Regions from separate parts of the Homo sapiens genome. Here region 1 is linked to region 2. A link is a contact called in ENCODE Hi-C or POLR2A ChIA-PET data. All regions are on one chromosome and are shown on one strand. Each heading gives the region's core, a stretch centred on a gene start or an enhancer-like site at or near the end of the contact. The rest is flanking DNA. Distances are from core to core; before and after follow the strand shown. Region 1 overlaps SPTLC2 (serine palmitoyltransferase long chain base subunit 2). Region 2 has its middle 20 kb from the start of ZDHHC22.

The links. A loop is a pair of places that touch in the nucleus more often than their neighbours do. ChIA-PET counts read pairs that join two places held with the same protein, here RNA polymerase II (POLR2A). Pooled maps may share reads with other maps.
Region 1: a map with no recorded cell type shows a loop between it and region 2 (8-fold over the local background). The contact joins two enhancer-like sites. A Hi-C loop is called at or near these places in 2 of 37 single-sample maps with no recorded cell type and 4 of 50 pooled maps. POLR2A ChIA-PET finds 5 or more read pairs at or near these places in 4 of 52 experiments (B cell, MCF 10A, OCI-LY7 and 1 more).

What each region holds. Positions count from the first base shown.
Region 1 is chr14:77,579,864-77,585,323 of GRCh38, reverse strand. The region is part of intron 2 of SPTLC2 (serine palmitoyltransferase long chain base subunit 2); the gene reads left to right. Among named protein-coding and RNA genes, the nearest start is that of SPTLC2, 34 kb to the left of the region's middle. RefSeq lists a silencer at 1,272-1,472. Within about 2 kb of position 4,188, at least 8 of the 41 ENCODE cell types and tissues checked have a DNase peak (open chromatin) inside an H3K27ac peak, as active enhancers do.
Region 2 is chr14:77,119,546-77,124,750 of GRCh38, reverse strand. No RefSeq gene overlaps it. Among named protein-coding and RNA genes, the nearest start is that of ZDHHC22, 20 kb to the left of the region's middle. RefSeq lists enhancers at 2,829-3,008, 3,389-3,618, 3,629-3,688, 3,699-3,898. Within about 2 kb of position 3,835, at least 16 of the 41 ENCODE cell types and tissues checked have a DNase peak (open chromatin) inside an H3K27ac peak, as active enhancers do.

The DNA.
Region 1 (5,460 bases), core at 2,939-5,438, 460 kb before region 2:
GACAAAGAATTTAAATTTTATTCAGTGACTCTGTAAAATACATCTAATAAGTTATTAAACATCTATTTCTCAACAATAATTATAATGACCACGTTGTTGAAATCGTCACATTATTGGTAGAGTTACCAAAAACACTGTAGGTCATTCAAGCCAACAGAGAATTAGGCATTTATGGCTTTGTGGAGGGGCGAGAGCAGTGAGGTTAGGGCCTCCCTCCCCTAACTGGGCAGCTACCCCAAACTAGGAAACTGCTCCTGCCGTGAGTACTCTGAGTGCTGGCATCACAACTGTCGCACTGCCAGAGGCTGGTGAATAGGCAGTGGCACATAGAATCGCGCTGGTGCCGACCCAGCACTGAGGTCTGCAGGGGCTTGCCTCCTACGCTGGTGCAAAGCGTGGCCCCTGCCATCCAGCTGTTGTATGTGCTTCTCACTGGCAGACCCTACATCACATCCGCAACCCGATCACAAGGGTGTCCAGGAAATACAGTTTTTAGCCTTCCATCTCCTAAGTGTGTGTGTGTGTGTCTGTGTGTCTTGTAGGGGGTTTGTTATGTGTGTGTTGGTCATATGCAGAACATAGGAAAAGAATGGGAAGGACAATAGCACAGTGGTCTTGAAGTGCTTTGAACGCTATCAAAGTATTTCAGATTGATTTAGTAGCATCACCAAATAAGAGGCAGTGTGGCATTGGGGTTGGGAGCACAGAGTAAAGTTAGAAGGCCTGGATCATCAGTTCCTGGCTCTGCCTCTGGCTGCTTTCCTAAGTGGGAAAGCCATTTAGCCTTTCTGAAAGTGTAAGAAATATCTTCCTTAAGAGTGTGCAGAGTATGTATATTTACATACTTACATATATAAGTATATAAATATGTGTGCATGTAAAGCACTTGGCAAGTGCCTGGTATGTCATAAATACTCAGTAGATGGGCACTCTTGCTGCTGTTGTGATTATTCATCATCTTTATCATCATCATGTAAACATATTTGACTATCTGTGTTGGACCAGAATGATGCTTAACAAAGGGACAGTTGTTAGAAAGTGGACTTCAAAAAGTGATAGCATCCAGCTTTGCCCCCTGTGTTCTTAATGCCTGTATAGGTGCTACAATAGGTGGTACTTATGTATATTATATTAAACAATATGGGATATTTTCTAGAAGGCTTACCTTAAATAGGCTTAACCAGTAAAGGATATTTATTGGCTTCTTATTGAGATGTCCCTAGACTACTTTTGATAAGGTCTTCATTGATCTCTAAGCAGCAAATCCAAGAGTTTGAGTTGTTCTCTTGAGTTGAGAAGGCTCTTAAGTGAGGAGTATTTCAAGCCCAGTGATCCAGCATTTAGTCGCGAGTAGGTATTGTTTTCCCTCTCCTTACATGTGCTAGGATATGGGATTTGTGAGGATCTTCAGGAAGAATGTTTATGAGTATATCCTTAAGGCTGCTTGGACTTGACTTTACCATTGTCACTCCCTTATCAGTTAGGTATTCGCTCCTTCTCTGGACAAACACTCTTTTATAGTACTTATTATATTGTATTTATTTGTGTGTTTCTCCACTACACTAAGAGTTCTTAGGGAGTGTAGAGGTTGTTCTTACTCATTTTTATTCCCAGTGCCCAGTTTAGTGCCTGGAAGGTACTGCTCAGTAAATGTTCAATAACTGAGTATTAGGTCAATGATGATGAGTATTACATAAGCCTTAACTAAAGTCACTTCACAGTGACCAAACTGAGGAGGAGGAAGAGAGTGGTGGAGATGGGGGAATGAGGGTCGGAATAGTGGGGCTATCACTCTTTGCGGAGAGAACTGTCTTGTTCTTTAACGTATCCTGAAAGTCTGGCATACAACCCAGTATGTATCGAGTACTCACTAAGATATATTTGAATGAATGAATGAAAAGATTACCCCCCTAGTTTAACTGTGGTCTTAGAGTGTTTAAAGTTAACCTGATATTTTTGGAAATACACTCCCATTGCCTAGAACTGGAACTGCAAGTAGTGACCCCTCCCCTCCTTTTTTTCATGGCTAAGCTGCAGGGAGTTTGGTTTGCTGCCCTTCTCATCTTTTTTAAAATTATTATTTTTATTTATTTATTTATTTATTTATTTATTTATTTATTTATTGAGACAGCTTTTCACTCTATTGCCCAGGCTAAAGTGCAGTGGTCCGATCTTGGCTCACTACAGCCCCAACCTTCTGAGCTCAAGTGATCTGTCCACCTCAGCCTCCCACGTTGCTGGGACTGCAGGCACATGCCACCACACCTGGCTAATTTTTGTATTTTTTGTAGTGACAGAGTTTCACTACATTGCCCAGGCTGGTCTCAAACTCCTGGGCTCAAGCGATCCACCCGCCTTGAGCCCAAAGTGCTGGGATTACGGCGTGAGCCACTGCGCCCAGCCATGCCTATCAAATCTTTCTGCTGAACCTACTGACTGAGATCAGAGCTACTACCCTGGAGCTTAGCTAAGGAGTAAAGGGGAGCTGAGATTTCGGCCGTAAGTCCCTCTCTCCTACCATTCTATGCCACCCGCTTTTGGTCCCTAACATCCCTGGTTGTGACAGCTTCTCCTCCTTTACCCTGTGCTACTGTGACTTAATCACTTGTTAAGGAGAGATGGAAATGCCTGACCATGGCAGGCACAATTCTTTGTTCAGGAAATTGGAACCCATTGCTTCCTTCCTAATCCCAGACAGCTGTGCCTCTGGTTTTCTTTGTTTAGCCCAAGGCTGAGGGGTGAAGCTCTACTTCATTCTGGCCTGCAGTCTTTTTTCTATCTTGGGGTTTGATAATCCCTCTGGTATTTGGAGCAGACTCTAAGGTTTTTCTGTTTTATATAGTAAAACAAAAAATATTGCTTTTGTTGCTAATAAAAATTTGTCTGTAAGGAAATATTTCTCTTAATATTGGAGTTAATACTTTGAACATTAATGTGCAGTGTTTAGAAAGATTATAAAGAAATGAGATTGGCCGGGCGCCATAGCTCATGCCTGTAATCTCAGCACTTTGGGAGGCTGAGGCAGGCAGATCCTTTGAGGTCAGGAGTTCAAGACCAGCCTGACCAACATGGTGAAACACTGTCTCTGCTAAAAAATACAAAAATTAGCCAGGTGTGGTGGCGGGCACTTGTAATCTCAGCTACTTGGGAGGCTGAGACAGGAGAATCACTTGAACCTAGGAGGCGGAGGTTGCAGTGAGCCGAGATCACACCATTGCACTCCAGCCTGGGTGACAGAGTGAGACTCTGTCTCAAAAAAAAATTTTTTTTTTTAATTAAAAAAAAGAAATGAGATAATCAGTACTGTCATTTCCTTCATTAGAAGCGTTAGTACTGTTACCCTTTTTTACATGAATGAAAAGGATTGAAGACTACTTTTTGTTTTTTCCTTTGGGAAATAAATGCATGGATAATAACAGCCAAATAAAAAGTTTTAATTAGAATTGGATATCTCTATTCCTATTTTCATTCAACCAGTATACTTGTTGGAAGGCTATCAAAATGGACATGCCATTTAAATGAAAAATTTCCAATTGTGATAGACATGTTATTTATGAATATTTTCTGTCCTGAGGAAAATTAACTATTAGAACCAGTTGTAAAAGAGATGGTGGCTGGGCATGGTGGCTCACACCTTTAATCCCAGCACTTTGGGAGGCCGAGGTGGGTGGATCGCCTGAGGTCAGGAGTTTGAGAGCAACCTGGCCAACATAGTGAAACCCCGTCTTTAATAAAAATACAAAAAATTAGCTGGGCATGGTGGCAGAGTCCTGTAATCCCAGCTACTTGGGAGGCTGAGGCAGGAGAGTCGCTTGAACCTGGGAGGCAGAGGTTGCAGTGAGGCGAGATCACACCATTACACTCCAGCCTGGGCAACAAGAGTGAAACTCTGCCTCAAAAAAAAAAAAAAAAAAAAAAGAGAGATGGTATCAGGTACTGCAAATTCTTAGAGTAGCTTCTGACTTTGCTCAGCCTTATTTATAAGATTTATCTACTGGGAGGCTCATTCAATAGGCACTTGAGAGTCCGGTGTCATAGAAAGTTGTTAATTTTAGAGTTGTATGCAGCCTTCTTTAGCAATGAAAATCTTTTACAGAATAAGGCTTAAGCTTTTTCAATGTTTTTGACTGATTTAGTTAACAGCTTAATTTATATTGGCACCAAGCCCAGATCTAATGGTTATAAACTCAGTAGTTGGCTGATACAGTAAAAACTGTAGTTTCGTTTTCTTGTTGTTTGGTTTACCCTTTACATTCAAGAGTTTAAGTAGATCTCATATGGTCTGGTCACATGTGTTCTGAGTAGTGGTCATACCACACCAGGCATAGCATTTCTGCTCCGCTGTGACTTGATTTTTTACAGACTTAAGTTTTAGTACAACTTAATCTCTCAGAGGAAGGGTTAAGTTCCTGAGCATAGGAATTCATTTTGGGAATGTATTTTCTTTTCTTTCTTTTTAAAAATTTATTTGTAGAGACAGAGTCCCACTATGTTGCCCAGGCTGGTCTTGAACTCCTGGGCTCAAGTGATCTTCCCGCCTTAGCCTCCCAAGTGTTGGGACTACAGGCATGAACCACTGTGTCCTGCCTTCTTTTCTTTTTGAGACAGGTTCTCGCTCTGTTGCACAGACTGGAGTGCAGTGGTGTAGTCATAGCTTACTGTCACTTCAGATTCCTGGCCACAAGCGATCCTTCCACCTTAGCTTCCCGAAGTGTTGGGGTTACAGGCATGAACCATTGTACCTGGCCTCTTTTTTTTTTTTTTTTTTTCTTTTTTAAAAAATTCCTTTCTAAAGGGAAAAGAACCTAAGGTGGGTGGCTTCCTATAACCATTTTTTTTTTTTTTTGATATGGAGTCTCATTCTGTTGCCCAGGCTGGAGTGCAGTGACCACGGCCCACTGCAACCTCTGCCTCCCAGGTTCAAGCGATTCTGCTGCCTCAAGCCTCCCGAGTAGCTGGAATTACAGGCACCCGCCACCATGCCCAGCTAATTTTTGTATTTTTAGTGGCGATGGGTTTCGCCATGTTGGCCAGGCTGGTCTTGAACTCCTGAGACTTCAAGTGATCTTCCCACCCACCCACCTCGGCCTCCCAAAGTGCTGGGATTACAGGTGTGAGCTACCACACCCGGCCCCTATATCCTATTTTATAGTGTTTCTTGTTTATTATTTTCTCTTTGGATTTGTTTCATTTTGATCCTTGAAAATATGCAAAGGATGGAATCTTAATTTTGGAATTGTTTTTCTTGGTTGAAATTGGAATTATGTGGTTTTTATGGCATTTCCCCTAATCTATTAATGTGGGAGGAGGCTTGTGGGGAGGGAAGAGCCGTCTTTTTGAGATTATTAGGGAGGGAAACCATTTAATGACAGAATTGTATGACTACATTTTATTTTTATGAGGACTACTTTGTTAATTTACATTCTTGTGCTCTACATTCATGAAGTCAGTTATTTGAAA
Region 2 (5,205 bases), core at 2,586-5,085:
TCTGTCTCCTGGCGGGTTTTCTATTTGTCACAATAGCGACCATTCCTGAGCTCCCGCTAGAACCAGGCCTGGTGAGTGAGTACTTAGCTTAGGGAAGGCACCAAGCCCTGTGCGGTGTGATTTTTAGCCCTGTTCGGCGGAAGAGGAAAAGGAAACGAGCTCAGAGAGGCTGAGAAAGTCGCCCAGGAACACACAGCTGGGAAGACATTGAAATCCACATCCCATTGGCTTCTGAGCTCTTCCCCAGCAGGGGAGCGCCCGTTTTTCATTCTCAGTCTCTAGCACAGAGCCTCGCACGTGGGTGCTCAGGAAGGATTTGTTGAAGGAACGGCAGATTTTTCCTTGTTTGTCAAAGGGGGTGCTCATAGCTGAGGGGTGTGAGGATTAAATGAGATGGTGTGTGTAAAACACCTGGCTGTGCACTTGGAGCACCGTGAGCAATTAGTAAAAGCTGGTGCCAGTGTTAATGAAACTCGACAGTGCGGGGAAACACTGGGGACTTTGGTAAAATGTAGATTCTGAATCAGCAGGGCCTGTGACTCTGCATTTCTCATAGGCTCCCAGGTGTTGGCGATACTGCAGATGACAGTTACTTCGCTGTGTGGAACTGGTCCCCACGCCTCCTCACCCCAGCCCCAAGTCCAATCCCCCACAAGGGACCCACTGCAATTATTCCCAGCTTTGTCTGCCTATCTGCAATCCCCTGAGGAGCTTTAGAGAATATCCATGGGGGTGGGGGAAGGCAGGTCTTTTCCCCAGAGTCTGACAGGTCTGGGATGTGACCTGTGCATGTTCAAAGCTCCCTAGAGGTTTCTGCTACACAGTCAAGGCTAGAACCGCTATAGGGGAGGTGTCCGAGGAAGGCAGTAAGTGAGCAGAGGTTTGAGGAAGTTCACCTGATGCAGGTGTGGAGGACAGATTGTGCAGGAGCCTGGAGGCTGAGTCACCAGCTAGGAGGCTGGGCCAGCTAGGAGGCTGGATCTGGCTAGGGTAGGGCTGATTCCTCCATAGCTCCCCACCCACCAGCTGTATAACTCTAAAGGAGGGTGAGGACTGGGACAGGCTGGGGAGAGCTGGAGCGCATGCTTGGCAGGTATTCTGCAGGGTGTGTGCAAAGGAGGGGCTCTGTTCTGGGTGCAGCAGGGTGCCAGAGGTAGGCAGGGAGCTGGGTTGTTTTGCTGGCCACTGCCTGTATGTACAAAGTGGAAGGCTGGCCTTGGACTGAAGCCAGCTCAGAGAGCCCAGTCCTTGTTCTTGGAATGGCACAATTCACTTGCAGTAGCAATCTTATTATTGTTTACTGAGCACCCACCATGTGAGGCCACTGTACTATATACTGTACATTAAGGCACAACAATATTTCAGAGTTGACGGTAACTTAACAAATGAGGAAACAAGGTGCAGAGAGGTTATATAACTTGCTAGGATCACACAGAGACCAGATCAAGATCTAAAGCCATGATATTTCCATCTCACCAAGATGTCTGTACTCCTGCTCTTTCCTTTGGCTAAAACGCTATTCCCCTTCCTCTCTATACCTGTATCAGGTGAACTCCCTTAAAACCCCTCTGCTCACATTACTGCTCTCCTATGTTGTCTCTATGTAACTGAAATAATCCCTAAAAGTTGTGTTCTTCATCTCAAATGAAAGGGCTGTTTGCAAATGGCTGACCAGGCACGGACAGCTTATGGAAGCTCTACCCTATGCCAAGGCTGAGATCTCAATCACTACTTAGATCTCAATCATCGTGAGTTCCTCTCAAGGTCTCAGGGAGCTCCTGCAGCTCTGGTCTGTGATTTTCCTTGGGCACCAGGCACAACCTTGCGTCACTACTTTTCCTGTGGGTCATGACTCCTGGCTCAGATGCCTAGGCTCCAAGGCCAGGGACCACATGTATCTTTCTATAGACCTGGGCCTCAACAACTGTTTGTTGCAGCCAGAGCCAGGACTAGGGTAAGTCAAGCAAGGGGTCATGTGTATGCTTATGCTGGCGGCAGCTGGGGAAAGCAGATGCAGGTGCTGTTGTTGTGGGTGAGCTCAGAAGTCTGAAGGTGGGTCGCTCAACGGGATAATCTGCTGCTGCTAACTCCCTCCTAGTGTGCTTGGGTGTGTTGGGGTGGACTTATAGTTTCATATTAAGGACTCTTGCCCTAATCAAAGGGTGCTAACCCCAAAGGTTATTAAAGCATTATCTTTGAAATGAGTAGGACATATCACCTTGTCTAGGCTTACGCACCCAGCTTTGGATGTTTAAGACCTACAGAGACCAAAACTGTCAAAGGGGCAATTGACTAACTGATTGTCATTGCTACCTCCCACAAGACTAGAAGGAGGGACCAGGTCTGTTTTAGCCACCATTTTATATCCACAGCTCAGTCAGCAGCTGGGACATAAACGTGTTGAAAATGTGTTTCCTTGAAATAATAATGACAATGCTTTGGTCAGGTAAGCTGCAGGAATCATTAATACTTTCAGAAGAAGGAGAAATGTTCGGGTTTTGGAATACAATTTTGGGAGGAAAGGTGTGAAAATCTGAGTGACAAGGACCATGTTTTTGAGGATTTTTAAAGGTCCCCAAAGTGGGACCTACCCCAGGGCTGACCTGTGGCCTTGTGTTGACTGGTGCCTGCTCACCTCTGATCCTGTGGGTCCAAGAACCTTTTTTTCCCTTGAATTAAATATTTCTGCCATGTTGACTTTTTTTTTTTTAAATCATTCAGTGCATACTGTCCCACATGTCCTGATCCCCATGCAACTGGTGGGGCCAGGAGCCAGTCTTGGCCACGGGCTGAGCAGAAGTGACATTGTCACTGCAGCCCAACCTGACTAGTACAATCAGCAATGTTAGTAATTTACTAGCTAGGAGCTTCACGGCACAATTGATGTTTATAAAATGCTTCAAGAATAAAATCAGCACAGGCTGGAAAGCATGATACTTCTAAATACACCTTGCCAAGACAAGCATCAACTTGGATATCCTTTCAAAAAAATAAAAGGCTTTCACCTTGAAGTTCACTCTCTCGGCCTGTGAGAGCCCAGGGGACCATTATTGAAAACACACAGTCTAAACCATGCCTGTCACTGTTTTGTCGGGCTGTGGGTATCCGGGGCTGTTTGTTGTGACGGTTCACTGCCCTTTCTCTGTGTTTTGCTGAAGTGAAACTCATTTGCATTTCCTGAGCAGCCCAGTGATGAGAGGAGAGGCCCAGAAACCTTGCTGGAGCTCAGAGGGGAAGCAGAATGAAATGTTAACCAGCAGGACCACCAGGCTTCTGGGGCCAAGTTTTCCTGCCATTTTTGAAGACAATGCAGGACTCGTTGAGGTTGTGGTGCTCCATTTGTGTGTAACTTCTTTAGGCTTCTTCTCTTCCCCTGACTGGGCAATGTACTCACTTGTGCAAGGGTTGAGTGGAGATGATAATTTCAACCCAGCTCTCTGTAGAGACATGATTATTGTGGTTTACCATCTACAAGTGGTGGCAGGTCTTGATTTTTCAGGGCTTCTGGTTTTTCACTCTCACCCTCAAATGAAGGGCAGGCCCCATGCCAAGCGCTCCCATCTGTCCACCCAGCAGGCAGGGGCTTTGTGGGCTGTCCCCAGAGAATGGAGGCCTTTGCTCTCTTCTGTTATAAAGACACCAGGATGAACAAACATGCTTCCAAGGCCACTGCAATTTTTGGGATCTAGTGAGTCTGTAGGAAATGTAACGGCAGCTATTTTTACTCTCATGCTCTCCAGCCACTCTGACTGCCTTGCTGGAAGGATAATAATCACTCCACCTGCCAGGGCCCTCACAAGGGCTGGCCGCAGGATCCCACTTTCGGTTTTCATTCTCCTTCATATTCTAACAGCTTCCTCCCACTCCCTGGGTTATCTTCATATTCTATGGGCCCTTCTTGCTTTTTTGCTCAACTCATCTCCTCCAGCTGCTGTAATTTAAGGCAGGAACCATACAGACTGTTCTTTCAAGCAATTCTGTCTTGCATAACCATCCTTTAGAAAGAGATAGGAAAGCCATGTGTTTTAAGAATAAAGGGGGGCCAGGCACGGTGGCTCATGTCTGTAATCCCAGCACTTTGGGAGGCTGAGGTGGGCGGATCACCTGAGGTTGGGAGTTCGAGACCAGCCTGACCAACATGGAGAAACCCCATCTCTACTAAAAATACAAAATTAGCCGGGCGTGGTGGCACATGCCTGTAATCACAGCTACCCAGGAGGCTGAGGCAGGAGAATCGCTTGAACCCGGGAGGTGGAGGTTGCCATGAGCCGAGATTGCACCATTGCACTCCAGCCTGGGCAACATGAGTGAAACTCCGTCTCAAAAAAAAAAAAAAAAAAAAGTAAAAAGAAAGAAAATAAAGGAAGGATTCTGAGAGGAAAAAACCAAAATGGTCACACATGGACCCACAGAACAGCTCCTTCCAGGAAGCCAGTCAAAGAGTAACCATCCTGGGTTGATATTTTCTCTCCTCTCATTCACTGTAAATGAGATTTTGGTAGAAGACAGTCTTAATTATCCCAAGCAGTCACAACCCTGAAGGGGCTGAATGCCATCACTTGAATTCCATCACTGGGTCTGTGAGCGGCGAGGCTGCCTTGCTCCGTAGAGCAGTTTTAAAACACTTTTGAGACATCACTTTTTTGCGTTGCACCTTCATCTCAGGATGTCAAGTGCATAGCGAGGATTATGCCCCTCCTCTTTTGATAAAGGAAACTGACGTAGCAGAGGTAAAGGCTGCAGGAGCTAGGGCACAGTCGTTGTTTTCTTCTGCCTCTTTCTCTCAGGGATTCTGATTGTGCTGTGTCACCCAGGCAGACTTCTCATCTCTAATCTCTCTTCTGGTGTAGATGAAAGGTTGACCCAAAAGGCTTGGACCAGAATAAAGACCTCACAAAGTATCACTGCATCTATGTCATCTCTGACTAGTGACAGTGAAAATAATGTTAAATCAACCCAAGTGGTTCTGTTTTTCGTTTGGCTTTTTTGTGAGACAGGGTTTTTGTCACCCAGACTGGAATGCAGTGGCATGATTTTGATTCACTGCAACCTCCGCCTCCTGGGCTCAAGTGATCCTCCCACCTCAGCCTCCAGAGTAGCTGGGACTACAGGTGTGTGCCACCACACCCAGCTAATTTTTGTATTTTTTAGAGAGACAGGGTTTCGCCATGTTGCCCAGGCTGATCTCAAAGTCCTAGGCTCAAG